Linked DNA regions of Homo sapiens: all the other regions are linked to region 1. A link is an interaction called in ENCODE POLR2A ChIA-PET data of the cell type or tissue named here. Cell type or tissue: OCI-LY7. All regions are shown on one strand.

Region 1 (4,000 bases):
GGATAATTATTGAATCGGGGTTTATAGTGCGTCTGAGCTCAGAGCCCACATAACTGTCTAAGCAACAATTTTATAGTGCTTTAAAATTCCATGTGCAGTATTTAGTGTCATATTAGTAATAACATAAAAAAAAACCTAGACTGTTAGACTTCAACCCTACATTTCTTCTTATCCAGAGGTCAAGCTTCTTAGGTCATGGGCATTACATTGAATTTCATGACATTTTTTTTTTAATTTAAAGAAGACGTTTTAAAACAAAGATAAATGGAGAGCTGGTCTAATTTTTTTTTTTTTTTTTTTTTTTTTTTTTTTTTTTTTGAGATTGGGTCTTGCTCTGTCCCTAGGCTGGAGTGCAGTGGTGCAATCTCGGCTCACTGGAACCTCTGCCTCCCAGGTTCAAGTGATTCTCCTGTCTCAGCCTCCAGAGTAACTGGGCCTACAGGTGCGTGCCACCATGCCTGGCTAATTTTTTGTATTTTTAGTAGAGACGGGGTTTCACCGTGTTAGCCAGGATGGTCTTGATCTGTCGACCTTGTGATCTGCCCATCTCGGCCTCCCAAAGTGCTGGGGTTACAGGCGTGAGCCACTGCGCCCAGCCAACCTAGTCTAATTTAAGACGGAGCACGGAGCCCATATGGCCTCCCACCAGTCTGTCCACTCCACCTGCCTCAGGCGCTCCAGGTTTGGCAACCACTGATCTACTTCAACCTCATCCTTTTAATAACAACTCAAGTTGTTTTTCAGGCCTTTCTCCCACACTCATTTATTTTTATTTTACTATTTTAGAGGTTCTTGCTGCCTTCTATTTGTGACAAAAGCCCTTAAGAATGTGCTCTCTTTGATTGTTTATTTTGTGAGGCTGCTACAGATTCACACACCATTTAAATTCTGTCTTGGCCTTAAATATATACTAAGTATATGCTAGTCCAAATTCTTAATTTATAATGATTGCATAATGTATTACCTTAATAAATTATTTTTCCTTAACTTCAATAATCTAATATGATACCTCTACTCAGGAAAGGTAGGGTGGTATTAAAAAACAATCTCATCCTTTAGGATATTACAAGACAGAAGCCCTTTGAGACTCAAGTCTGTAGGATTTTGTTATACATTTCTTAAGGATAATGCAGCAATTTCTCAATATAGGGCAAAAAGTAGCAGGCTAACAACAGGGGAAGTATCAGCACAGTGTACATGGTACAGATAATGGCACAAAAGGACAGATGATTTCTGGAAAGGGATGACATACCCACTGGAACCATGTCCTGGTACTGTGGCCTACTGACTGTATTGAATGTACTGGATGGCCTGGGAAGAACTGGTGGTCCTGCATGTCGAGAATCTTCTCCTACCTGCAAACAGAAGCATCATTTATGTTCTGCACCAAGAGCCAGAATGCTCTATATCAGCATCCCAAACCAAGTTGTTCAAAATATTAACAATGAGCATAGTGAAGTACCACTTGATCAGAACAGATACCAGCTGTGGGGCTGAAGCAGGGTTCTTAGTTATTGAAAGCCTTGTTTTAGTGGCTAAATGGTGGGGGGAGTTGAGGCATCCACATTCTTGAGAGGGGCTGGGGCAGTGACTCTTTACCAAGTGGCACAGAAGTAGTTCAATCTGCTTATAATTACTGAGGCTGCAGCAGCTAAACAGCAGACTTGTTCATCAGGACTAACTTCTGCATTGACAGAGCACAGTCTGCAACAACACAATCAAAGGGAAGACTGAGTGGTATAAATGTTTTGGGGCAGTGCCAAGATATTTCTTCTTTTGGCTAAGGCAGGCCAGGGAATTCCCTGGCTCAGCAGAGGAGGGGTTGAAGAGCAGCAATCTTCATGTGGGGTTTCGAGTTAGTGTATTATCTCCTCAGGAGCAATTCTCCATGCCTATTAGAACACCTGGTACAACAGATCTTTCTGGTTTGAGCCTCCCACACCAGGGTGCTAATAGGAGCAGGTGTGGAGGAGCTAAATAGGGTTGTCCTAACCAGAATTATTTATTGCACCTAATATAGATTTAGAAACTCATACACACAAGTAGATAACCAAAAATACCCATTAACAGCCTTACCAGAAAACTCTAATGTTGTTTTTGCTTCTGCTTTAGCATTTTCCCCCATATTACAGAAATCTTTTGAGACAATAGCAGAACAGCAGTATAAGAGAGAATAAGAAAAAATAACACACTGTACTGGATTTATAAACTGGGATTTTGAAAAGAGAGTTTTATTCCACCCACAACCATTTGCAGCCCTTTTATCATGTTGCATCACTTGGGTATTTGCTGAGGATTTTTCTAAAGACTCTAATGCTGGAAATATCCTCCCCACCCTCCACCGCTTGCTTGTCCTTCAAGAATGCTCTCACTCATTCTTCAAAGCGTAGTTCAAACAGCCCCTCCTCGACAAGGTCTTCCCTCTCCTTCAAGCCCAAGTTAAATACAACCTCCTCTGAGCTCCCACAGAACAAACAGAACAAGCAGCTGCCATTGTGAACAGTTTATATTATTTGTCAATTATACCTCACTAAAGCTGGAAAGATATAAATAAAAAGAAGAAAACATGATTATCTAAAGGTATATTTTTCTTTCCCAACTATTAAAAAAGAAAATTTACAAAGCATTTTTCGTTCATATTTTTATTCATTTGTAGTAGGGTTTCATATTTTCCTTTCCTATTAAGAATGCGGGAAATGTGTGGGCCAGGCACGGTGGCTCACACCTATAATCCCAGCACTTTGGGTGGCCAAGGCGGGCGGATTACAAGGTCAACAGATCGAGACCATCCTGGCCAACATGGTGAAACCCCATCTCTACTAAAAATACAAAAATTAGCCGGGCGCGGTGGCAGGTGCCTGTAGTCCCAGCTACTCGGGAGGCTGAGGCAGGAGAATCTCTTGAACCCGGGAGGTGGTGGTTGCAGTGAGCAAAGATCGCACCACTGCACTCCTGCCTGGCGACAAAGCAAGACTCTGTCTTAAAAAAAAAAAAAGAATGCAGGAAATGTGTTATTTATTTGCATCCCTCATAACAGCAACCACTATGTTTCTTCATTGTAGCAGGTGTTTGGTGTTAACTTGTTAGATGGAAAAGACATCAATATTTCTACTGAATGGAATATTTGCTGAAGGAATATAAGACAGTGGCTCAAATGACTCATGTATGTAACTAGAAGTCTTCTCATCCTGCTTCTCTTGAGTTACTGGCTTTGAGGAATGAATACAGCTATTCTCTGGGGAGATCTGATCACTAAGTACAGATTGTTAGTCAGATAACTTATCATTTCAACACTCCAATATATACTTTCTCTCCTCACAGTATGTTGCCATGTCTCATCATTTCCCAGAAAAGCCAAAGGTCTTCTCCCTAAGACCTCAGTCTTTGCAACCAGACCAGCGGACAGTGGGCAATCCCTCTGATGGGCAGCACTTCAGGATGTGCATGCTTCCAACAGCTGTGTCAGAAAGGACACTCCCCCGGAAGGTTTAACAATGTGGAGGGCTGGACACTCAGTCTGTATGGACTTATCTCTGGGCCACTGCTCAGTTTCCAGCCATAGGAGGAAAAGTCTTAATGTATCCCTTAGGGTCCCTCTCTCATAAAGGCTACTACTACTAGACCATGAAAATATTCATGTTTTAAGGTAGAGGGGTTGAAAGAAAATGAAAGTATAGCTATTAATCTCATGCATGTTTTCCCAGAAAAATAGTCCTAACTAGACCAAACAGCCAGCTTCATACTGTGAAGTCATGATAAGGTGAGTGGTTAAAGGGCACGGGCTATGCAATAAAATATCAGACAGAGCCCTAATTGTGCTACACATCGCACACAAGGTCCAAAGGTGAGAGGTCTGTTCTGCTTTTAAGATGAATGTTGTTAGTGCCATTCAGTTCACCACTAATGGGTTACATGACAGCAAGGTAAAGATTTATTAGCTACTCATAAAACAGAAAAATTTTTGCACATACCTCATCCTGTAATATATTTGTATATCATT
Region 2 (4,000 bases), 87 kb before region 1:
ATTATCATGAATTACTATAATCACAATCTATTCTACTATTGACAGACATTTGCATTGTTTTCAGTTTTATTAATAAAGTGCTATGAAACAAATCCTGAACATTTGTTTTGGTGGACATAAGCACTCATTTCTGTTGGGTACACACTCGGAAACTGGAATTGCTAGTCATGGTGTGCATATATTTGGCTGTAATTGATGCTGCTAAACAGTTTATCAAAGTGGTTACATCAATTTACACTCCTACCAGTAATGCAGAGAATTCCCATTGCTCCATATCCTTGATAGGTGTTAACTATCATCAGTTCTTTTCATTTGAGTCACTCTGGTGAAGATAAGCGATGCTTTTATAAACTATGCATGGCACCTCTGAATGGGTTATAAGCCCTCAGAAGAGGAAAGATCAAGAGTTTGCTTCTGGCTCTTACATGAATCTGACTTGATACTACTCCCTGGTCTCAAGAAAATGAGGCTTACATTTCTGGCCACCTACTAGGTGAAGTGGAGCCTCCCCAAAGAATAGAAATAGACTAACAACTGGCTCACAAATGCAATTAACACAAATAGAGAAATGGGTCAGAGCCAAGGGCAAGACTTTCACCTCTTTGGTCAGAACCACAGAGACCTCCAACAGAGGGGTGAACAAAGCCTCGTCAAAGTCAGTCCACCTTTTGAACTGGACTATTAGAGCAGAACTAGTTTGAAGTTAGTGAGGAAGTGCCTGCCTCATGTAGAGGGTCAGACAACTGTCACTACAGTTATTGTATTTTGAGCACTTTGTGTGTGCTACACCTGGGGCTTTATGCTTTATAGAAGGTAATAGTTGGGACTGTTGGGTTGTAAATAACAGAATCCAACGTAATTTTTTAAATATTTATTTTTATTTTAAATTCCAGAGTACATGTGCAGGATGTGCAGGTTTGTTACATAGGTAGACATGTGGCATGGTGGTTTGCTATACCTGTCAATCCATCACCTAGGTATTAAGCCCAACATGCATTAGCTATTTTTCCTAATCCTCACCCTTCCCCCACCCTACCTCCTGACAGGTCCCAATGTGTGTTGTGCCTCTCCCTGTATCCATGTGTTCTCATTGTTCAGCTCCCACTTATAAGTGAGAACATGTGGTGTTTGTTTTTTTGTCCCTGCATTAGTTTGCTGAGGATAATGGCTTCCAGGTCCATCCATGTCCCTGTAAAGGACATGATCTCATTCCTTTTTATGGCTGCGTAGTATTCCATGGTGTATATGTACCACATTTTTCTTATCCAGTCTATCACTGATGGGCATTTGGGTTGATTCCATGTTTTTTGCTATTGTGAATAATGCTGCAATGAACATATGCATGCATTTATCTTTGTAATAGTATGATTCATACTCCTTTGGGTATATACCCAGCAATGGGATTGCTGGGTCAAATGGTATTTCTGGCTCTAGATCTTTGAGGAATTGCCACACCATCTTCCACAATGGTTGAACTAATTTACATTCCCACCAACAGTGTAAAAGCGTTACCATTTCTCCATAACTTTGCCAGCTTCTGTTGTTTCTTGACTTTTTAATAATTGCCATTCTGACTGGCATGAGATGGTATCTCATTGTAGTTTTGATTTGCATTTTTCTAATATTCAGTGATGTTGAGCTTTTTTTCTTATGTTTGTTGGCTGCATGAATGTCTTCTTTTGAGAAGTGTCTGTTCATGTCCTTTGCCTACATTTTAATGTTTTTTGTGGTTTTTTTTGTAAATTTGTTTAAGTTCCTTGTAGATTCTGGATATTAGACCCTTGTCAGATGGATAGATTGCAAAAATTTTCTCCAACTCTGGACCAACCTGATTATTAATAAAACTTAATTTACTTAAAGGACAGCTATTCTGAGATTCTCCTTCTCTTTATATAAATATGTTAAAATTTATTGCTTATTATGCAATAATGATGAGTGGATGATAATTGCTACTTGTTATTGGCAAATGTTCCTTTTAACTGTACGTGTAGTTTGTAACACTAGGCCATTCTCCTGTTCCCACCAATCAATATTTTTCTTTTGAAGCGTGGGGCTGAATTTTACTGCTACATGACAACCAGGTGAGAAAGTTACTGTTTCATACTGTTCTTTAACACATGTGCACTTTCATCTTGTATCCAAGAATAGCCCTCAGGTTCTTGTCAACAACATCCTCTCTATTCACATAGCCAAAGGTTAGGTGAGTTTGTGTATCTGATTTCTCAGCATATTACTAATTTAAGGCAGCAAAGTAGAGAATGAGGAGGGGCTACTTTAGTCAAAATGAAGCAAAAATGAAATTTTAGTGAACCAGAAAGGAGAATTAGAATGGTATTAACAGTAAAGCATAGTCTGGACCATTTAATTTAGGAATAAAACAGTTGAATATCTACCCAACTATTACAGCATAATATTGTTTGTTGTCTATAAGGGTGACCCTAAGTTATCAACAAATACATTTTCTCTAGTGTGTCCTATTTAAGATCATAGAAATTTGTATATCTTTTAAAAGATCCCCATAAGAAGAGTTAAAATGTTTAGGTTTTTCACACTTAGAGAGTTATAATAAGCTGTAAAAGTCTTTTATGTGGAATAATTTAGTTCTTGGGAATGGAAGATAACTGAAGGTATTACTCTAAGAAGTAAAAAGATAAATAGATGTATTATCAATTACTTGACAAACAGTGTCATGTGTGGCTTGAATGATGAATTTAGTTGACTACTTAGTGTGAAACTGCTTCTTTAGATTTCTGCACACCCATCTGTGTAATGAGTTAGCTACTCCAGAACCTTTCTAGGCATGGCACCATAGTAGCTGGTTTCCAAATCTCTGGCACTTTATTCACTTTATTAGGTGGAATCTGTCACTGAAATATTTCTCTGTAACCAATAATTCTCTTTTCTTCTTCTTTTTTTTTTTTTTTTTAAAAAAAAACTCCATTTACTTTTAATGCAAAATATCAGATTTACTATCTATAACACAATTATATTGCTTAGGATGAAAACATTGCTTACCTATCAAGCAAAGATTCTTCTCATTGCGTGGGAGGCGAGAATTCTGCCACTGAACCAGCAGTGCTTCCTCATATTCTTCTCATTGCTTGGTGTTTTTGCAGTTGTCTGTGCTCATTGTTATAGTTGCTATTTGGTTGCAGTTAAAGATTGGCCTCTTGTTACCCTATGAGTAAAGAACCATTAATGAATTGATCTGGGGGGCTGTGTTACATATTCTGCTTTTAGGGCTAATTTTAAAATTAGCTATTAAATTTTAAATACTTTAATTTTAAAAAATTGTTTTAGATTTATAGAAAAATTGAGAAAATAGTAGAGTTTCCATATACCTCACACTAGTTTCCCTTGCCAACATCTTACATTAGTATGGCACAATAGCTATAATTAAGAAATCAACACATTTTTATTAACTAAAGTCCATACATTATTCAAATTTCTTTTGTATTTACCCAATGTTGTCTTTCTGTTCTAGGATCCTATCCAGGACACCACATTCCACTTAGTCATCATATCTCATTAGGCTCCTCTTGGTTGTGATCATTTTTCAGACTTTTCTTGGTTTTGATGGCTTTGACAGCTTTGAAGAGCACTGGTTAGCTATTTTGTAGAGTGTCCCTCTATTAGAGATTGTCTGATTATTTTCTCATGGTTACATTGGGATTATGTATTTGGGAAGAAAGACCACAGAGATAAAGTGTCATTTTTATCCCATCATATCAAAGGCACACACTATTCACGTGATTTATAACTGTTGATGTTGAACTTGAGCATCTGGCTGAGGTAGTGTTTCTCCGGCTTCTTCACCGTAACTTTTCTCCCCTTTCCTCCTTCCTTTGCTGTACTCTTTGGAAAGAAGTCAGTATGGGTAGCCCCCACTTAAGAGTGGAGTATCTACATAAATTGTTTGGAATTCTTCTGCCCAGATTTGTCTCTTCATTTATTAATTATTCAATCAATTATTTATCAGTATGAACTTAGTTATATAAAA
Region 3 (4,000 bases), 92 kb before region 1:
GTTATATATTTTGACCACTTTTATATTAATCAGCCTTTCTGAAATTCTACAAATAAACCATGGTTAACCAAAATAAAAAGAAAGCAAAATAAATGTACCCTTTGTTTTATCTGCCATAGAAAACGAACAACAGCCAGGCACGGTGGCTCATGCCTGTAATCCCAGCATTTTGGGAGGCTGAGGCAGGAGGATCACTTGAGGCCAGGAGTTTGAGACCAGCCTGGGCAACATGGTGAAACTGTCTCTACAAAAATAAATAAATAAATAAATAAATAAATAAATTAGGCAGGCATGGTGGCATGCGCCTGTAGTCCTAGCTACTCAGGAGGCTGAAGAAGGGGGACTGCTTGAGCTCTGGAGTTCAAAGTTGCAGTGAGCTATAATTGTGCCGTTGCACTCCAGCCTGGGCAACCCTGTTTAAAAAAAAAAAAAAAAAGAAAAAAAGAAAACAAACAACAACACAAATAAGTTAAAACATCTAGCTTTTTGAAAGATGAAAAAAAATGTTGGCCTTCTACTCTGGCTATACATTTTTACTTAGACTTTGGAATTGTGATCCAACTTTCAACAAGCAGAGTGTAAGATTTTCATTGTATTACTTCCCAGCTGTGCAATTTCTATAAAATGGGCAAGAGGCTCTGAAGAGAATGCCTGGTGACGCCATGCCATGTGCTTAGTTCATTATAAATCATTTCAAGTACCTCCAGCCTCGCTGAGCCAGTCAAAACAGAAATCTTCTAACGCATTTGAGAGAATCTTGTTTTATAGAGTGCTTAAGAGAGGCATGAAAAGCATACTAGATTTCAAATGTACCAAATTATCCAGAAAGGATTTTGGAACTGGTTCCTATTAGGTTACTTTTCATTATTATTTAATACGACATATAAAATATAACGCTTTTCTGTTTGAGCTGCTAGTGCCTGGAATGGTTCTGCCTTCTACAATTTCGCAAGCAAATTTTAACGCATTTCTATTCTAGTCTAGTTACTACCTTATTGCTAGACATCAAAAGTGAAAAGTGTGCAGGTCAGTTGGGCCCTTCAGATCTTTCCATTTCATGCTAACTCGAATTATTAGGGACTTAAATTAATTTTGACTAGAAAAAGCATCTTCTTCTACAGTTGAAATACTACCACAGATGAAGGATTCTTTGAAGCAGCGTCTTGAAATAATTTAGGGAAAACGTACAAGGTGAGCAACCCATTGCTATTTCCTCTCATCTCCAATTTCCACAGTTAACTTCTCAGCAGAAAGGCTTGTGTATAGTAGAAATCCACAGACAAGCATAAATTAGTACACCCCACCTTGAGAACAGGTTGAGAAATTTAAAAACTGGCACATGGAATGACCATTGTTAAGCTATTTCTTGCAAGCCTAAACTACAGATGCACCTTTTAAAATATGAGATGTTTGAGCACTTGACAGATGATTATCTTGGTCTACTTGAGAGAAGTTCCACAGGCATAAAATCAGTTGTCTTTATTTCTTCCTGTCTCTCACCCAGGCCTTTTTTTTTTCTTCCTGCTAAGAACAGGAAATTGCAGAAATAAAGATTTGATCAGTCGCCATTAATTCAGTAAGCTTTGTTTAGTTTAACCTAAGCTAACAGCACATTTATAATTTGCCCAAATAAATCACACAAATTATCAGAATAGGCTAGTTTTGTATATAATTATCTCTTAATCACCAGTCCTTGCGTTCTTCTTCTCATTAAGCCTGTCTCTGAGGAGGTTGTCCTTTCACAGTAAAAATAGGCAATACCTTTGAGACACTTTCTGTTACTCATTGACCTAGAAAAATCCCCTCTAGTAGCTCAGTCCTGAGTAGGTCTGAAAGCTTCTGGGTCAATCACACATGCTGAATGTGGCACAGGATATATTAATATTAATAACACTTGATGTCTGTACAGCATTTTAGTCAATATAGAGCTTTCACATGCAATGACTTATCTGAGCCTCAACAGTCTGGGGATTACTGTTAGCAAAGCTAGTGTTATCCCATTTTACAGATGAGAACAGAGGTCGTGAGAGTGACTTGTCCATCAGAGGTCAGGGTTCAGTCTAGGGCTGAAGACTGTGGGCTCTTTCGAGTGACCCCTAACAGAGAAGACTCTCCAGAGAGCACACTTACCTGAGACATGCTTTCTCTTTTCTCTCACCCCACCCCTTGCCTGAAGCATTATAGGAGCCCTATGACAGATCAGCTGCGAACAATGCAGAAGAAAGGGAAACATAATTTTTCTGGAGGACCCAAAGTCCAGATGGCAAGCCAGACCAAGCCCCACGGCTGTCTTACCTGCAGGTGTGTGCAGCACCAGAAGCCCCAAAACAGTGTTCACATCTCCCCATCTGGCCGGGCCACACTCACTCCCTGCTGTGGCCCAGATTGCCTGAGGAGGTTTCAGGTGGGGATTTAGGAAAATCAAGAATGATTTGCCACCTAAAGTAATAAGATTTAGCACAGAACTAAGAATTGCAAACCAAGAGCTAAGGTTAGAGGAAGATATTTAAGAGAAAGAAATGTACTTGCTGTTTTTAAAAGTTGACATTTCTGTAGTAAGAATGAAGAACTAAGAGTACAAATAATTAATTGTTTTTACAGTGAAATGACACAGAGGAATGTTCTAAGTAAAGCGGGGCAATACATTTATACGCAAGGTGCAATGTATCCGTCATTTTATTTAATTCTTGGAACACAACCTTGAATGGTTATTCTCACTTCTCAGATGAGGAAACCCAGGCTTACAGAGTTTGAGTGACTTACTTAAGGCCATATAGGGAGTGAGTGAAGACAAAATTTGAACTCAGATTACAAATCCCATTTCTTTTCAGGATACTGCACTACAATCCAAGTACAGCTTACCTGTTCTCACTTTTATTTTCCATTATGTCCCATCTCTGTAACTCATTATTCAAATAAGTTTATATTATTATAGTGGGAACCTACTTATCTGGTTATCTAACTTCTAAGGAACAGGAAGTAGGTCAAAACTCTTCTGAGAAACATAATAGATGTTACAACGTTCACATGTGAGAAGATTCTCCTTGGCAGCCATTCTGTCTTTCAAGTATACGCTGTAATTATTTTGGATGTTTATAGGACTGCAATGATAGGATACTGTGGGAGCTTTCCCTCTGATCTTCCAATGACTGGCTGCTCTTCCAACTTCAGTTCTCATCTTAAATGTTACATCCTCTGAGAGGCTTTCTCCATCCCTTGCTGCTCCCTGTTCTTTATAGCACTTTTTATAACCATTGGTAATTATGGACTTATTTGTTTATTGCCCATCTTCCCCATGACATTGTAAACTCCCCAAAGGCAGGAAACATGGCTGCTTTATTCAGCAGTGTTTCCTAGCACTTATGGTACCTGGCACAAAGTATGGTAAGTGTTCATGGGATGGATGAAAGAATGGACAAAGGGACATGCAGAAATATGTGGTTTTGTCGTCTGACCTAGGGAAGACTGGATTACGTTTTGAGCTAGGGTAGCTCAATCACCCTTTCCATATAAATAGCCTTGAGATTTGGTGGCCTCCCAAAGACAATAGACAGGAGCTATGAAGCCAGTCCACTGGGACAGGAGGAGGAAGGAAAGTAACATCTACTGAGCCCTTAACAAGTACAAAGCAATGAACTATTAGAAGTAATGGTGGCTGGGTGCGGTGGCTCAATGGTGGCTCATGCCTGTAATCCTAGCACTTTGGGAGGCCAAAGCAGGTGGATCATGAGGTCAGGAGTTCAGGACCTGCCTGGCCAAGATGGTGAAACCCCGTCTTCACTAAAAATACAAAAATTAGCCAGGTGCAGTGGCAGGTGCCTGTAATCCCAGCTACTCGGGAGGCTGAGGTAGGAGAATCACTTGAACCCCAGTGGCAGAGGTTGCAGTGAGCCAAGATTGTGCCACTGCACTTCAGCCTGGGTGATACAGTGAGACTCCGTCTCAAAAAAAAGTAATGGTAAAACCCACAATTACTCTTGCACCAACCTAATAGCTGTAC
Region 4 (4,000 bases), 98 kb before region 1:
CAAGCTCTACTACCTGTCTAGAACTGAATATACCAGAAACCTGTGGCTAGGCTAAAGGTAGCCAGACGCAGGCAAGGCCAACAGCCTCTGAAGGGGCGTGGCTCAACCCCCCACCCAACAGGGGTGCTCACTGAATGGAGACAGGCTCCTCCAAACAGATCCCCTCTCTGGAGGTAGGAATAGTGAGTGTACTCAGATGGAGATGTCGCAGTGCATTTACTCATGGTGCCTACAGCACATTGCAATTTTGAAAGCACTGAGAACCAGAGAGACTCTAAGAGACCTCACATCCCCTGACTCTCTTGAAACACTATTAGCAAAGCTAATTGGGGCTAGTTTTGTCTGATGAGAGTAATAACTCAGACTGGTACAAGTGTCTTCCTTAAAGGGTGACACAGCTTTCCTCTCCAAAACATCCATGATCAACTAGGGCCAATATGCCAATCCAACCACTCACTGCAGTTTATAGAGTATAACCTGTCCTGTAAAAGCTGTCCAAAAGAAATGCCACGCACATTGGCAAATGTTCTACTAGTCATATTTTAAAAAGTAAACACAGATAAAATTAATTTTAACAATTTATTTTATTTAACCCAATATTTCTAAAACATTGTCATTTCAACATGTAATCAACAAAAATTATTGAGACATTTTACTTCCTTTTTTAATATTGTCTTAAATCTAGTATTTTATACTTACAGCATGTCCCAATTCAGATGCCAAATTTTCATCGGAAACACTTGATCTGTATTTAGATTTCACAAAATTTACTGTTGCAAAAAGCAGATTCACATTCCTAAGTTGTTTTGAACAAACTAAAGTTTTTCACGCCAGGTGTGGTGGCTCATATCTGTAATCCTAGCACTTTGGGAGGCCAAGGCGGGCAGATGATTTGAGATCAGGAGTTCAAGACCAGCCTGGCCAACATGGTGAAACCCCGTCTCTACTAAAAATACAAAAATTAGCCAGGCATGGTGGCAGGTTCCTGTGATCCCAGCAACTCAGTAGGTTGAGGCAGGAGAATCACTTGAACGCAGGAGGCAGAGGTTGCAGTTAGCCGAGATTGTGTACCACTGCACTCCAGCTTGGGCGACAAAGCGAGACTCTGTCTCAAAAATAAATAAAGTTTTTCAATAACTAAATACAGTATCAGTTTCTTAATATAAATTTAATGACAATGAAATAAAATAGAAAATTTTGTCATGTTAGCCACATCCCAAGTGTTTCATGGCCACATGTGGCTACTAAGTTAGGCAGTGTAGGTCTGAAGGGCTAGAAACGTGCCTTCTAATTGTGTCTAAATTTCCAGTGCTAGAGACAATCAGAGCAGTCTGGAGCTAGAAAAATTCTTGCAGTTCAGTAACCCAACTCCCTTGTTTTAGAAGGGAAGAAACCTACAGTGAGAGAAGTTGAGGGACTTGCAAAAGATCACACACCTAAATTCGGTGGTACATATCTGAACAATAATTTAGGTCTCCTGACTCTTAATCCTAAGATATTATTTAAGCCTCTTCACATCAGACATACTTCAGAATAAAGTAATTTTTAAATTTATCTGAATCATCACTCCGATGATACAGGCAAGAGAAAGCAAACCTGTATCCCAACTGCATTCTCATAACCTGATAAGAGCACACCCTACAATATTTAAGGCACCCTCCTTCCACTCTGTCTTAGGGTCCATGTGGTTTCATCTGTCAGCTCTCTTACCTCAATGCATCACTGCTTCCTCTCCTTGGAGCCACCTGGCCGAACATCGCTGCCGCCCGCCCACAGAGCATCCGGCCACATTTTTCTGTCTGCAGTTTTCCTCTCCCAGGTGTCTACCACACGTTATTTAAGGTTGTGCTTCAGAGAATCCTTTATATTTGCAAACCAAAATATTCAGTAGAAACTACAGTAAAGTTGTAGAAGAGCTGCTATGCTCCAGCCACAAACACACCAGGCTCTAAAGTTCTACCTCGTGAGAAGCTGTGAGAGAGAAAGAGAAGATATATGTGTGGTTAAGTGTGTGACATCAGGCAGCCCTGCCTTCAAGTCCCAGTTCTGCCCATTCCTTGTTGTGTGATTTTGGGCGATCCTCAGTTTTCTCATCTGTGAAATGGGGATAATAATAATAGCTACCTCCATGAGATTGAAATGGGATAATGCATACTAAGAACAGTGCCTAACAAGAATAAACCCTTGGTTCTGTTCCTACAAGCTATTATTATTTACCAGTGCTTTGCCAGCTCCCCATGTGCACTACTGCGCCCTGTGACTAGCAAGATGCTCAAGACATTGTGGGTTCTATATAAATATTTGTCAAATGGCTTTATAAGATACTTTCGATTTTCCTCACATCTTATGGTTGATGCTAGTAGGGATCATTGGGAGAAAAATGTCATTGGAAAGGAAAGGGGAGAGGGAGGTGACTGCTTTTCCTTTCAGTATCTATCTGGTGGAGACACCCAAGTTCGGAATGAAGCTCTAAGGGTCAACAAATGGTGGAGTCCAGGGGGCCGTGTGAGATAAAGAAATTAGTCACTAGTGTTTAAAGGAAGTAGATATCAAGTGGTGCAAAGAAATAAATACAGGGTATAAATATAGGGTGCTGTCTATTTGATTTGAGTAGATAACGCCTACTAGCTCTCCCTAATAAATCTCTTCCTTTTTCACTTTGCTAAGAAACTTCCTCTGCCAACTGCATATACCATGAATGACAACCTGCTATCACATTCTCCAGGGTACATGGCAGGTACCCTTCCAGAAACCCTTCACGTAGTGAGTCTTCTTACAGCAGGCAGTAGCAGATATAGATAAGGCAGAGCCAACTTTTAATCCCCAGCAACTCCCTCATTAGGAGTGATCTTTGTGTCAACTGGTGTAAGGTGATAGCATGAACATTGAGAAGGCCAATCTACTCTGAAAGTTGAGCCATTTTGTGGCATAAAAGCATTAGTAATGTGGGAAATGGTACTATTCCTGATTATCACAGCATTCCTGACATTGAGAATATTCAAAGATTCTTGAATCTTTTTAGTAGTTGGCCTTTCCTTTAGATTTATAGAGCAGCATTTCATGGCTTCACTTTTACCGAAGAATCAGTAAGTTCAGAGCTGTTCAGAAACCTTTAAAAGGTCACAGATTATGAGAGAATGGTTCTGTAATTTACCAGCTGTGAGATCTTGACCAGGTTAGAAAATCTCTGTGCCTCTATTTTTCATCTGTAAAATGGAGATAATATACTTGCCTCATAGTGTACATGGCAACAACAGTTCATAAATAATGAAACTGGCACTGTTCTAAATGTGTTGCTTATGTTAATTCATCTAATGCTCACATCCTCCTATGAGTTACAGTGCTATATTTTCCTCCTTTAAAGATAAGAAAACTAGCCAGGCACGGTGGCTCACACCTGTAATCCCAGCACTTTGGGAGGCCAAGGCAGGTAGATCATGAGGTCAGGAGATTGAGACCATTCTGGCTAACATGGTGAAACCCCATCTCTACTAAAATTACAAAAAAAAAAAAAAATTAGCTGGGCGTGGTGGTGGCTTCTGTAGTCCCAGCTACTCGGGAGGCTGAGCCAGGAGAATGGCGTGAACCGGGGAGGCAGAGCTTGCAGTGAGCCGAGATCACACCACTGCACTCCAGCCTGGGCAACAGAGTGAGACTCTATCTCAAAAAAAAAAAACAAAAACCAGAAAACTAAGGGACGTGGAAGTTATATACTTGCTCGCAGTCATTCAAGTCCATCCTCTACTACACAGACTTTTTTTTTTTTTTTTTGAGACAGGTTCTCACTCTGTCAACGAGGCTGGAGTGCAGTGGCACAATCTCAGCTCACTGCAACCCCTGCCCCCCAGGCTCAAGTGATTCTCGTGCCTCAGCCTCCTGAGTAGCTGGGACTACAGGCGTGCATTCCACACCCAGTTTTTGTTTTTTTTTTTTTTTTTTAGTAGTGACAGGGTTTCGCCATTTGCCCAGGCTGATCTCAAACTCCTGAGCTCAGGCAACC
Region 5 (4,000 bases), 110 kb before region 1:
ACTTATTGCTATGCCTACTTAATAAAATATCAATTATTATTCTTTTAGCACCCTCCTGTAGTAACCCGCTAAGCATTTGTTCCTCCTCTGACATCTTTTTTTCCTATTTTCTACTTATATGTACTGTTCTTTATCTTCTTAAATTCAAATGCCAACTATAGTCTACTTAGCCAAAAAGCAGTGTCATTAGAGTTCAGCGTTTTCAGTTTCTACATTTTCTCTTCTTGGTGTTATTCTCAAATTATGAACGCGTCACTGCAGTTCAGCCTGGGCGATAGATGGAGACCTTGTCTCAAAAAATTAAATTAAAATTATAGCTTTCACATAACTAGATAGTAAAATTGTTTTCTCTACATCTCTTAGTCTTTGGGGAAACAGCTCTAACTAGTTTTGGGGTACATCTCTAGGAGTCAAAGGGTTGTAGTGTAGCATTCTGAGAATAACCTTTAGACTGAAAGACACCTGGGTCTGAATTCCATTCATCCATCATACCAGCTATGAGACCTTAATTAAATTATTTAACTTTGCTATTGTTATGGGCTGAATTGTGTCCTCCCCCAAATTCCTAAGTTGAAAAACCCTAACCCCTGTATCTCATAATGTGACTGTCTTTGGAGACAGGGCCTTTAAAAAGGTGATTAAGTTAAAATGAGGTCATTAAAGTGGGCCAATTAGGACACAGACACACACAGAGGAAAGACTATGTGAACACACTAGGAGAAGGCAGCCATCTACAAGCCAAGAGGGCAGGCCTCAGAAGAAACCAACCCCGCAGACACCCTGATCCCAGATTTCTAGCCTCCAGAATCGTTGAGAAAATATACTTCTGTTAAGTCGCCTGATCTGCGGCAACACAGTTATTTAAAAAGAAAACAAAATATATAATATTTCAAATGTAAGATAAGGAACACTATATACAAACATTTACTTTCCAATCTTATTACTTGGTCATATTTCATTTAAATTAAAAATAAAACATATTAGACATAGCCCCTTCTTTCCACCCCCAGTTTACACTCCCACTAGCACTGGATGGGACGGTTTATCACTACTTTGACAATACTTGCCCAATTCAGACTTTTAAGTTTGGCTATTCTAGTGTGATGAAGGTGAAATGGAATTTTGTTGTGATTTACTTCGCATTCCCTTTTACTGGTGAAGAAAGCTTCGATTTTGCTGCCTCTAAAGTATGGATGATAAAAGAATTGATCTTCCAGTGCTGCAAGGATTAAAAATTAAAATATGCTGAACTCATGTCCACTGACACAGGTACAGTGCAAGTCACAAGGGCATATCGCTATTGTTCCACAAAACAAAATTAACATTCTACCCAAAAATACTCTCCCTGCAGTTCCCTGCCATTGTTGAACAGCTGTACTGTTTCCATGTACAAAATTCTCATCCCAACTTAGTCTAAACTTCATTCTTAAAAGTATTTTTGTTTTCTGTTTTAACTACTTATGTATCTTCTTAGTTCTGATAGCGCTCAGTTTCACTGATTTTTTTCCATTGTTCTGAAAGATCAATATGGGTACCAATTTCCTCATAAGTTCATCTATTTATTAAAAATATACCTACATCACAAGCTGCTTTAGGCATCCATTAAGCATTTCTTAAGTTCATTTTCCTTTTATTTACTGCATCTGAACCAATTGTCAGAGCCAAGATATTTTTCCATTTCCTCTCCTTTGGCCAGTTTTGCATATAGTGGAGCATGAATGTCACCTTTGTCCACCAAGCCCTCCTCAAACATCTGGTTGCCCTTCATATAAGGTACATGCAGGTTATGAGTCAGCTCTCTGTCGCTCCTTCTTGTATCTTCCTAAATTTCCCACCAAATTCTCTTTAACTCCAACAATTCCCAGGCCTTTTCTTGTCTTCTACCACACTTCATATTACCGATTCTAAATTACCTATATGTCTCACTCCATTTGAAATTCATTTCATAACATTTTATCAGGTTATAGCATTTAAAAAAAATCTTAAGGGACCTGGTAAGTAAATTTATATGCATGTGTATACACGATTAGATCCTATAAAAAGTGTAATAGAAGGTAAGACACAATTAAGCTTTTAATCACACAGTACTACTACAAATAATGGTATCTCACTTATTTTTAAAGATTTTTTTCATTAATTCTCATTATAATAATTACCAAAAGAATTTGGAAGTAGATCAGTGAAGGAAGGAAAAGAAGGAAATGTTAGGCTTGATCTGGGCCTTCACTTACTTGAATGCAGAAAGCAAGTGTGATGTGAACAAAAGCAAGACTATCTCTATAAACCTCTAGCTCTATTTTAAAAAGTATTTATCATGATATTTATTTCAAAATTATCAAATAAGAAAGTTTTTAAAAAATAGAATATACAATAATAAAGACATTTAGAAAATCAAATTGTCTGTTTTGATTCCTTCATTAGCTCCCCAGTATCTACAAGCTTTCAAGTACTTACAGCATGACACATAAAGGCCTCTGAGGCCAAGTATACACCAGCTACATTTCCTGCCGCACTCATATTTCATATTTTGCCACCACATCTTTGTTATACTTCTTTGCCTGAAAAAGCCTTTCTACTTTCCTTAAATGGCTAACTCTTCTTACACATCCTTCAAAACTCAACACAGAATGGCCTCTCCCCCAGGAAGCTTTGCCTAAAAACCACAGGCTGATTTAAAGGCTTCTCCTTTATGCTTCAAATAAGAGGATCCTTGGCATACTTCTTTACCTCAAAATGTAACATGTTAGATTGCAATTCTGTTCAGTGTTTAAAGGGCAGCATCCTTTTACTTTTGTGCCTAAGCAACCAGCATGGTATCTGCCACCCGGTAGGAATTTTAAAAATGTTTGATGAACTGAATTGTAAGAATTATGAGATATAGAAAAAAGAATTTGTAGGTATATCTCATGTCTTCGAGGGGTTAGGAGAACTTGAGATCCATCTTGAATTTACAGTACTGGAGCTCTGAATGCAGCTAGTCTCTGCTTAATTCAGCATTTGGACAAATAAAGTAACTATTTTAAATTGCACTTACAAAATGTCAGTTCTAAACAGGTAGCCACAAAGTCTGGAAACACAGATAAAATTATTTTGTCATATACTATAATGTAATGCCAATAGACCTTTTGTTTTTACCACTGTTTCCAGACAAGGTGGCTACTTGTTTTTAATATAAGCTACTAATACAAATACCTACTGCAGTTAAGAACATCACTCTTTTAAGAGCCTCCAAAAATCAGGAGATTCAGGTAAGTGTCCTATCAAGATTTATCACTGATAAGTCTAGATCATCATGAAGTACATTGGAAAGGCAACAGGAAGCAAAGTAAGCCCGAAGATTCTAAGGGAAGCAACTCCTTTCTACATAGGCATTTAAGGCATTTACTGCTAGCAAGCTTTCCCTAGGAAACTGAAAAAGAGATTTAACGTCCATCAAAAGTAAAGGAAGAACTTTCTCCTGGTGTGGCAGAAGTATGTGTTTTTAATTAGTCATTGATTAGAAGTATTGGTATCAAGATGGAAATGATGATGATTTTCAATTTCAAGGAAGAGATTATATTCCTCATATGTATTCTGCCAACAGGTTTTGTTTTTTAAAATATTTTGAACAGAAAATATAATTCATAAACTTAATCCTCTAAAAATCACAATAGGAAGTCAGCTAAACTAACTCTAATCCAACCATTCTAGTATATACTATCCAAGGGCTGAAGTGTCAGGCAATGACTCCTAGGCCTGACTCTGTGCCAAGACCCTAAGGCCTAATGCTGTGTCTTCCCACCTCCAGAAAAAGAGTTAAACCTGTTAATTGTGAACCAGGATAAAAGGTTGAAAAACGGAAATAGAGTGGGGGATTCCGGGGTGGGCAACAAATGCATGGTGCTTGTCACTCACAAGACGGAAAATTGGGTTTCTGTTGTAAAATATTGTTTACTTAATAGCACCGCTTAAGTACTATTTATTCAGTAACTATTACAATGCAAAATGGAATCTGCCTTTA
Region 6 (4,000 bases), 61 kb before region 1:
GCTATCCACTGCTACCGCAAAGTGAGACTAGGAAATCTGAGAAAAGAATGAGACTCACATTTGCCTGCTTGAAAATTGAAAGGCCCTCCATCATCCTTGTCTAGAAAGACTAAGATTCTCTCCCTCATTGCTCCGGTTGCCAGGACTGCCCTCATCCTTTACAGCCCCTCCAACCCTCCAGGGCAGAAACTCCCATGCCCGACACAAGACCATGCCAGACTTCTTAGAGGATTCTTTTTTTTTCTTTTTGAGACAGAGTCTTGCTCTGTCGCCCAGGCTGGAGTGCAGCATTGCCATCTCGGCTCACTGCAACCTCTGCCTCCTGGGTTCAAGCGATTCTCCTGCCTCCCGAGTAGCTGGGACTATAGGCGTATGCCACCACGCCCAGGTAATTTTTGTATTTTTAGTAGAGACAGGGTTTCACCATGTTAGCCAGGCTGGTCTCAAACTCCTGACCTCAGGCAATCCGTCCGCCTTGGCCTCCCAAAGTGCTGGGATTACAGGTGTGAGCCACCATGCCCAGCCAGGATTCATTTTTTAAGTAAGAAGGACATCTATCCATTTTTCTCCCATGTGTGCAATGTAATTTTTTTTTTAATTTTAAGTTCAGGGGTACTTGTGCAAGTTTGTTATAGAGGTAAACCTGTGTCACTGGGGGTTTGTTTTACAGATTATTTTGTCACTCAGGTATTAAGCCTAGTACCCATTAGTTATTTTTCCTGATCCTTTCCCTCCTCTGACCCTCCACCCTCCATTAGGCCCCAGTGAGTGTTATTCCCCTCTATGTGTCCTTGTGTTCTCATCATTTAGCTCCCGCTTGTGAGAAGATGTAGTATTTGGTTTTCTGTTCCTGTGTTAGTTTGCTAAGGATAATGGCCTCCAGCTCCATCCAGGTTCCTACAAAGAACATGATCTCATTCTTTTTTATGGCTGCATAGTATTCCATGGTATATATGTACCATATTTTCTTTATCCAGTCTACCATTGATGGGCATTTAGGTTGATTCTGTGTCTTTGCTATTGTGAACAGAGCTGCAATGAAGATACACATGCATGTGTCTTATAACTGAATGATTTATATTCTCTTGGGTATATACCCAGTAGTGAGATTGCTGGGTTGAATGGTATTTCTGTTTTTAGATCTTTGAGGAGTTGCCACACTGTCTTCCACAATGGTTGAACTAATTTATACTCCCACCAATAGTGTATAAGCATTCCCTTTTCTCTGCAACCTTACCAGCATCTGTTATTTTTTTGTACCATGTCACATTTTAAATGTTAAACATCATTTCACTCATAGGAAAAAGAAATACACTGGGGCCAACTAGCTTGAGACAGACCAGCTCTTCCATTGTGCAACTTAACGCCTATCAAAAAATAGCAGAAAAATGGCTTCAGTGTATCTGTTCTGATGGTAGGAGAAATGGACTTGATAATATAAAAGAATCTCTTTAGGCCAGAACCAATTTTACAGATCTTTTTTTACACCTAAGTAATGCCCCACATTTCATTAAGGGTGATGACAATGTTGTCAATGAAGAAGTTGCTTCTCATATAACTATACTGTCATGCAATTAAGTTCTTTTAATTTTTTCCCTCCGAATGTACTTTTATTCTTTGTGGAGCCAATGTTAATAGTTAAAGTAGTACAGTGGCTTACAAAAGTCAGGATAAAAAGTTAAAAAAGAACAAAGTAAACACAGTGTTCCTAAGCCTTTCATATACATTATCTTACAATTGTCAAAAATACTCTGAACATTGTTACTCCTACCTTAGAGGGATGGATCTAGGGTTTTGCTTAGGATGATGTAACTAGTGTGTCATAGGGCTTAGATCTGTGCTCCTGCGTGTTACCTGGGTTACATAAGGTGACTGCAACTCTGAAGCAGAAAAGCCAAGTAACTCTTTCTTCTCATCAGACCCCAAAAGATGGGGCTTGTTACGGAGAGGGTATGAAAAGAGGCTGCTTGCTCAATGTGCCTAAGACCATCTTTATTTGTGCTGTTTTATAATCTGGGTAAAACTAGGAATGTAGAAGCAAACTTAGGTCATAGTGAAGACAGGGAGAAAGGACAGTGCCTGTTACCCAACTGTGTGTATGCTACAATAATGAAGAATACCACCATTTACAATGAGTTAGCACATGAACTTCCTGGAGCTCCAGGGGGAAGCAGAAATGCAAATCCAGCCTGACCCTCAAGATTCTTCAGCAACCCTTCGGTGTTACTTCTTGCTCAACCCAACCTAATATACCACCTCCTCCAGGCCTGTTACAAATGAGAAAATCAAGGCTCAAAGATGAAGTGTTCTCTAAGGTCCCAGAGTTAGCTGGTGGCAGAGGTGGGACTAGAAGCTAGGTCTTTTAACTCCTACCCCTGCCCTCTTTCCAATATGCAAATATCCTGCCTGATATGTATTACAGATGATGGTGACAGAAATCACAATGGCAGCGATCACTGACTGGATGCTTACTCATGGCCAGAGACAGTATTAAGTATTTTTCATGAATGATTTCACATCATCCTCAGAATTTCAAATCCACCAGATAGATGAGGAAACAGAGGCTCAGAAGGATCATGCAACTTCACCAAGACCCTGCTGCAGGTAAGTAACAGAGGTGGGACTCAGCCTAGGTCTCTCTGAAGCTAAAGCTCCAGGTCTATATCAAATTACTTGTCTCTACCCATCAGGTTTGGTGAAAATTACAGTGATTAAATATGAACAGTGGACATATCTGCTTACTGTTGCACTTTATTCCATATACTTTAGTGGCTTTACAGAAATAGATTTCAACAAAAAGCTGACCATTAATCTACCCTTTCCTTCTTCAATGCAAATTCTTAAAGAGTTTCTCAGAAGAGTAAAAAGCCTTATTCAGATAGGCTAAATCTGTTGATTTATGTGTTGAAGGGGAGAAAACTCATTATCCAAGCATAAATAAAATGAGCTAGTTCTTTAAATAATGAAATCAAATAATGAATTCCCAGATTTGGAAATCAAATATGCCAGGTAATACTTAGGTGTCTGGATGCACAGCCTGTTCAGACTGTGATGCGTGTGGGGTGGCCAAGGAGGCTCAGGCAAACCCTTGAGCAGTCATTCTTTATCGCTCTCTCCATTTGTATTTTCAGCACCCTTTTTCTCATCTGTTGATGCTGACAATACAGTTCTTAAGAACTGGCATCTTTCAATTGCTAAGAAGAAAGCTTTGATAACAGATTGCTCAGTTGCTTGTACTTAAAGAAACAGATGACATCTTGGGGTACCTAATGTCACCTTATATAGTAACAATAATATCACCTAATATCACTAATAAAATAGGTTTCTCAAAGTCATCTATACTTCAATTTAGGATAACATCTTGGGGTACCTAATATCATTTAATCTCTCTAGAGTATAGTTGTATTATTAGTAAAGTTAGAGGCAATTTCAGCTCCTTTTTACCTCAAAAATGCTACAGTATTACTACTAATTGGATAAAGGAATTCTAAAACAAATTTTCTTCCATTCCTCTTTTGTTCATATGCTCCTTTTCTGTTGCTCCAGCTCCAGTTATCTCCACTCAATCTCAAACACTTTTTGTACTAGTCCTTGCTTCTATTTTCCATATCAGATGGGTAATGTGTGGACGTTGTAATAAGGCTTGAGGGTGGCACATCTCACATATGTGCATGAACACCCAATTATCACACTGACAAATTGCAAAAGGATCAGTCTTTTGCTTTTATTAGCAGCAACAGCAAAGCATTTTTTTTCTATTCTAAGGAAATATGTAATCTTACTATGAATGAGAATACAATGCAGAGAGCATGGAATTAAGACATGTACGAGACAGGCTAAAGAGATCTAGAGCACATCCACATTATCTAATATCCTTTAGAAACTACAACGGTAATTTTTACTGAAGGGATTCTAAATAGTTATAAAGTTAAAACTCAAGCTTCTGGAAACACCTGATTAGAGCCACAATCATAAGCCACAAGCATGATAACCAACGTCG

Evidence for each region. Peaks named below come from ENCODE experiments on the same cell type or tissue, not always from the same donor. Only the 100,000 strongest peaks of a DNase experiment are listed, where the experiment ranks them.
Region 2: POLR2A ChIA-PET joins it to region 1 with 13 read pairs; 19 of 35 experiments call an interaction of 5 or more read pairs at or near these places.
Region 3: POLR2A ChIA-PET joins it to region 1 with 51 read pairs; 19 of 35 experiments call an interaction of 5 or more read pairs at or near these places.
Region 4: POLR2A ChIA-PET joins it to region 1 with 95 read pairs; 22 of 35 experiments call an interaction of 5 or more read pairs at or near these places.
Region 5: POLR2A ChIA-PET joins it to region 1 with 51 read pairs; 21 of 35 experiments call an interaction of 5 or more read pairs at or near these places.
Region 6: POLR2A ChIA-PET joins it to region 1 with 22 read pairs; 11 of 35 experiments call an interaction of 5 or more read pairs at or near these places.

The regions. Positions count from the first base shown.
Region 1 is chr2:196,272,769-196,276,768 of GRCh38, forward strand. It overlaps HECW2 (HECT, C2 and WW domain containing E3 ubiquitin protein ligase 2), which reads right to left. Exons shown (of 29, transcript NM_001348768.2): 16 at 1,253-1,355. Among named protein-coding and RNA genes, the nearest start is that of HECW2-AS1, 15 kb to the left of the region's middle. In OCI-LY7, no CTCF peak of the experiment used is centred here; DNase peaks (open chromatin) are centred at 1,943, 2,363, 3,003, 3,873 and 1 weaker place; H3K4me3 peaks cover 3,345 bases; H3K27ac peaks cover 4,000 bases.
Region 2 is chr2:196,186,172-196,190,171 of GRCh38, forward strand. No RefSeq gene overlaps it. Among named protein-coding and RNA genes, the nearest start is that of STK17B, 17 kb to the left of the region's middle. RefSeq lists an enhancer at 523-572. In OCI-LY7, no CTCF peak of the experiment used is centred here; DNase peaks (open chromatin) are centred at 680 and 2,140; H3K4me3 peaks cover 458 bases; H3K27ac peaks cover 2,437 bases.
Region 3 is chr2:196,181,018-196,185,017 of GRCh38, forward strand. No RefSeq gene overlaps it. Among named protein-coding and RNA genes, the nearest start is that of STK17B, 11 kb to the left of the region's middle. In OCI-LY7, no CTCF peak of the experiment used is centred here; DNase peaks (open chromatin) are centred at 1,514 and 2,284; H3K4me3 peaks cover 1,801 bases; H3K27ac peaks cover 3,092 bases.
Region 4 is chr2:196,174,516-196,178,515 of GRCh38, forward strand. It overlaps a transcript of STK17B not described here. Among named protein-coding and RNA genes, the nearest start is that of STK17B, 4.9 kb to the left of the region's middle. RefSeq lists an enhancer at 1,786-2,045. In OCI-LY7, no CTCF peak of the experiment used is centred here; DNase peaks (open chromatin) are centred at 196, 1,359, 1,796, 2,766 and 1 weaker place; H3K4me3 peaks cover 3,581 bases; H3K27ac peaks cover 4,000 bases.
Region 5 is chr2:196,164,516-196,168,515 of GRCh38, forward strand. The region is part of intron 1 of STK17B (serine/threonine kinase 17b); the gene reads right to left. Among named protein-coding and RNA genes, the nearest start is that of STK17B, 5.1 kb to the right of the region's middle. RefSeq lists an enhancer at 2,646-2,715. In OCI-LY7, no CTCF peak of the experiment used is centred here; a DNase peak (open chromatin) is centred at 2,484; H3K4me3 peaks cover 3,926 bases; H3K27ac peaks cover 3,869 bases.
Region 6 is chr2:196,211,612-196,215,611 of GRCh38, forward strand. The region is part of intron 28 of HECW2 (HECT, C2 and WW domain containing E3 ubiquitin protein ligase 2); the gene reads right to left. LOC124906154 (small nucleolar RNA U13) reads right to left here and starts at 3,711; the gene lies at 3,608-3,711. RefSeq lists an enhancer at 115-164. In OCI-LY7, no CTCF peak of the experiment used is centred here; a DNase peak (open chromatin) is centred at 2,170; H3K4me3 peaks cover 308 bases; H3K27ac peaks cover 662 bases.